2 separate regions of the Homo sapiens genome follow, and region 2 is linked to region 1. A link is a loop called in an ENCODE intact Hi-C map of the cell type or tissue named here. Cell type or tissue: B cell. All regions are shown on one strand. Region 1 has its middle 48 kb from the start of GSAP. Region 2 overlaps PTPN12 (protein tyrosine phosphatase non-receptor type 12).

Region 1 (2,500 bases):
CTGGGTGACAGAGACCCTGTCTAAAAAAAGAAAAGAAAACGCCAGGTGCAGTGGCTCACGCCTGTAATCCTACCACTTTGGGAGGCTGAGGTGGGCAGATCACCTGAGTTTGGGAGTTCAAGACCAGCCTGACCAACATGGAGAAACCCCGTCTCAACTAAAAATACAAAATTAGCCGGGCGTGGAGGCGCATGCCTGTAATCCCAGCTACTCAGGAGGCTGAGGCAGGAGAATCGCTTGAACCCAGGAGGTGGAGGTTGTGGTGAGCCGGGATTGCACCATTGCACTCCAGCCTGGGCAACAAGAGCAAAAACTCTGTCTCCAAAAAAAAAGAAAAGAAAGAAAAAGAGCTTAGGGACTTAACAACGTTAGAAGATTTCACCTGTGCCAAAATTATTTAGAGAATTTTAAATGTGACAATTGTCCTGGTATGAATACATTTACAGCAAAAAATAATCATAAAGATATAGTTTATCTCATATATTTGTTAAAATAGAGATTTGATTTTACTCTAAACAATCCTTGTAAATAATTTCTTTTCTGCTATACCATTGTGCTGTGTAGTGTGTCTCTGTATATCATCCCAGAAAGCTTAAATTGGCTTGATTTAATAGTAAAGAATTTTTTAATTAAAAAAATTTGAACTAACAATTGTCATAATTAATCTCATTTTAAAGTTAGTCCATGTTGAACTTTTCTGGACTATTTATGCATTGATTATTTTAGCATACATTTACAGAATGCCTACTGCGTGCCAGGCATTATAATAAGTGCTGAGGGAAAAAGATAAAGAAGACGCAGATCTTTCCTCTAGAAGGTCTCAGTCTAGAGAAAGACAGACAATTGCATTACAGAGCAGTGAAGAAGTTAAGATTTAGAGTAAGACGAAGTATGCAATGGTGTATGCATCAGAATACGCAACAGGCATAATGGGCTAACACCAAACCGGAGGAGTGGGTACAAATCAAGAAAGGAGATGGTCGCTGAGTAAAGGATGAATAAGAGTTTCCCACATGAAGTGAGGAAAGTCAGTCCAAGAAAGAGGGGCAGTATCTGCAGAGTTATGAAAGTGTGATGACAAAGCGAGGTGAGTATGGGGAAGTAAAATTGGTTCAGCATGACCAAGAACTTATATTGGGCTGGCACAATGACTCACGCCTGTAATCCCAGCACTTTGGGAGGCCAAGGCAGGCGGATCACCTAAGGTCAGAAGTTTGAGACCAGCCTGGGCAACATAGTGAAACCTTGTCTCTACTAAAAAATACAAAAATTAGCCAGGCATGGTGGTGAATGCCTGTAGTCTCAGCTACTTGGGAGGCTAAGGCACAAGACTCGCTTGAACCCAGGAGGTTGCAGTGAGCCGAGATCACGCCATTGCCCTCCAGCCTGGGCAACAGAGTAAGACTCCGTCTCAAAAAAAAAAAAAGTTATATTGAAGCGAGGAAGCATGCTGGCAGATAAGGCTAAACAGAAGGGCAGATGTCAGATGATGAAGAACCCTTTATGTCATGCTAAAGATTTGAATTTTGTTCTGAAGGCAGTGGGAATTCACTAAAGGTGTTTTAACAGAAGAAGGTCATGATCAGATTTGTGTTTTAGAAGGTCAATTTGTTGGCAGAATAGAGAATCAATATTGGAAACAGGGAAACCAGTTAGCAAGCTGGTGCAGAAACTCAGGTAAGAAATCACAATGGCCAGGTCTTTCTGGTCATGGTCATTATAAATGCTTGTGAAAATGTTTAATCTCCTTCACTGCAGTAAAATTCAGATTCAAACAAATAATACTCATTTTTATTTTTGAGTCCTAACATTTTAAGTTGAACTCTTCCCACCCTCTTGAAAGCAAAATATTCTGATAGTCTCGTCTCAATATTTAGCATATCTTTTTCTGAATCATAAAACCACCATTTGTTAAGAAGGTAACAAAAAAATGGGGATGTGGTTCTTTAAAATTACAGCAATTTCACATATCTGCACCATAATCTACTACACCTGTTCATACACCCACCTCCTGCCATTATTAATAGTCTTTTGCTTTTACAATTTTCCATTCAAACCTCATTTTTAAAAACTAGGGTGACCACCAAATTGGGCGAGTCACTTTTACAGTCAATTCTTCTGGTTAGTAGAATTTCAGTTCTCAGTTTTGTTTTTAAATAGTAAGAGTTATCCTAAGTGTCCAAAAATGTAGTTGAGTAGTATCATCATCTTTCTTAAGCGTATCAGAAGAAGGCAAGGAATTTTAACGCAATATTAATTCAAATTTAGGACTTGAGTTATGTACTATGATAGGTGTGATTGGAAGTAAAATGTACTCACAAATGTCAATTTGCCTAAGTTTGAATCAAATGGGAAAGGCATAACTCAATAGACGTTATGGAGATAAGTTGTAAACAATACTACATTAGTGGGAAACTTCTGCAAGTCTATTAAGTTCATTAAATGAGACATATTTAGGCATGCTTTTAACTTGAACCTTTTGTTTTCTCCATATGCCTTG
Region 2 (2,500 bases), 110 kb after region 1:
ATGTTTCATTTTCTTCTTTGTTTTTGAAACGGTGTCTTGCTCTGTTGCCCAGGCTGGAGTGCAGTGGTGCGATCTCCGCACACTATAACCTCTGCCTACCAGCTTCAAGCTATTTTCCTGCCTCAGCCTCCCAAGTAGCTGGGATTACAGGCACCCGCTGCCACATCCGGCTAATTTTTGTATTGTTAGTAGAGACGTGGTTTCACCATGTTGGCCAGGCTGCTCTCGAACTCCTAACGTCAGGTCATCCGCCTCCCTTGGCATTTACTCATTTTACAGAAAGCTTCTGAGGGTGTACTGTATGCTGGGAATGCAACAAAAAACAAACTGGCAAAAATCCCTGCCCTTGTGGAGCTTATATGTTAGTCAAGGTGATGGACGATACATATTAACATATATGGTCTGTCATGTGGTGGTAATTAGTGTTATTGAGAGTGTGGTTCGAATGAGGGATAGGGAGAAAGCAGAGAATAGAAGGGTAAGTTTACAGTTTTGGCTGGGGTAGTGGGAAAGGTTAGTGGTGTAGTGTTAAACTGGTCCTCTGAAAGTTCTGATTTGTATTGTTTGCTGATTTCTGTGATAAATGGATTATTTACCATAATCATCACAGCAAAACTCTGAGGTAAGTACTGTTATGTGCCATTTTGCAAACAGGAAACTGAGACAGAGAGGTTAAAAAGCTTGTCACACAGTTAAATATTGTGGGGTAAGAATTTAAACACAGGCGGTTTTAAAGCCTTCACTAGGGTGATTTTGCCTCTCAAGGGACACTTAGCAATGTCTGGAGAGATTTGGTTGTCACAACTGGGGTATGGGAGTGGACAGGCTGCTAATGGCATCTAACAAGTAGAGGCTAGGAATACTGCTACACATCCTGCAGTGCATAGGATGCAGCCCCCTTCCCCAAACAAAGACTTCTCGCCAAAATATATGAGTGTCAGCGTTGAGAGACCTTGTCCAAGAGCTTGAGTTCTTAATTACTGTGCAGTAATCAGATTGACAGTGCCTTTTTTCCTTTAAGTTATTTAAAGTTTGATAAGTAGGTCTCCAGTAAATTTCTAGTTATTTTGACTTGGGATTTTTTTTTCTTTTTTTTGAGACAGAATCTCACTCTTGTCGCCCTGGCTGGAGTGCAGTGTGGGATCTCGGCTCACTGCAACCTCTATCTCCCGGGTTTAAGCAATTCTCGTGCCTCAGCCTCCCAAGTAGCTGGGATTACAAGCACCTGCCACCATGCCCAGCTAATTTTTTGGTATTTTTAGTAGAGACAGGGTTTCACCATGTCGGCCAGGCTGGTCTCAAACTCCTGACCTCAGGTGATCCACCCGCTTCAGCCTCCCAAAGTACTAGGATTACTGGTGTGAGCCACTGCACCTGGCCTGGAAATTTATATTGAAAGTAATTGTACTGAGAGATATGTGCTTATTTACTGTTAGATAACTATTTAATTCATTGCCCGGGCACAGTGGCTCATGCATGTAATCCCAGCACTTTAGGAGGCCAAGCTGGGCAGATTATTTGAGCTCAGGAGTTCAAGACCAGCCTGGGCAACATAGCAAAACTCAACACACACACGCACGCACGCACGCACACACACATACTCTCTCTTTCTCTCTCTCGTGTGTACACTTGTGGTCCCAGCTACTCAGTAGGCTGATGTGGGAGGATCACTTGAGACCAGGAGGTCAAGGCTGCAGTGAACTATGATTGCACCACTGCACTCCAGCCTGGGTAACAGAGCGAGACTGTCTCAAAAAATAAGATGGAGAAGAATTTAATTCACTAACTTCCTTTGCATGTTTTAACATGTGCAGTGCTTGCAGAAATAGAATTTTTAAAACAGGTTTGAGGTATAATTTACATACCCATGAAATTTATCCATTTTAATTGTGCAATTCAATGATTTTTTTAAAGTAAATTTATAGAGTTTTGCAACAATTAATACAATCTAGTTTTAGGACATTTCCATCACCCCTAAAAGATCTGAGTCTTCAGCCCTGGGCAGCTGTTAATCAGCTTTCTGTCTGTATAGATTTTCCTTTTCTGTGAATTTAATATAAATGTAATCATACAATATATAGTCTTTTGTGTCTAGCTCTTTTAACAGTTTTTTTTTGAGATGAAGTCTCATTCTGTTGCCCAGGCTGGAGTGCAGTGGCATGATCTCGGCTCACTGCGACCTCCGCCTCCCAGGTTCATGAGATTCTCCTGTCTCAGCCTCCTGAGTAGCTGGGATTATAGGCGCACATCACCATGCCTGGCTAATTTTTTGTGTTATTTTTAGTAGATACAGGGTTTCACTATGTTGGCCAGACTGGTCTCGAACTCCTGACCTCGTGATCCGCCTGCCTCGGCCTCCCAAAGTGCTGGGATTACAGGCTTGAGCCACTGTGCCCAGCCTCTTGTTAACACATTTTAAAGATTCATTCACGATGTAGCATGCATCGATAGTTCATTCCTTTTTGTTGTTGAATAATATTCCATTGTATGAATGATGAAC

What was found. Peaks named below come from ENCODE experiments on the same cell type or tissue, not always from the same donor. Only the 100,000 strongest peaks of a DNase experiment are listed, where the experiment ranks them.
Region 2: it touches region 1 in a loop (2.1-fold over the local background); 1 of 110 quality-filtered maps calls a loop at or near these places.

The regions. Positions count from the first base shown.
Region 1 is chr7:77,462,741-77,465,240 of GRCh38, forward strand. No RefSeq gene overlaps it. Among named protein-coding and RNA genes, the nearest start is that of GSAP, 48 kb to the left of the region's middle. RefSeq lists a silencer at 1,069-1,148. In B cell, no CTCF peak of the experiment used is centred here; a DNase peak (open chromatin) is centred at 1,061.
Region 2 is chr7:77,573,754-77,576,253 of GRCh38, forward strand. The region is part of intron 2 of PTPN12 (protein tyrosine phosphatase non-receptor type 12); the gene reads left to right. Among named protein-coding and RNA genes, the nearest start is that of PTPN12, 38 kb to the left of the region's middle. In B cell, no CTCF peak of the experiment used is centred here; no DNase peak of the experiment used is centred here.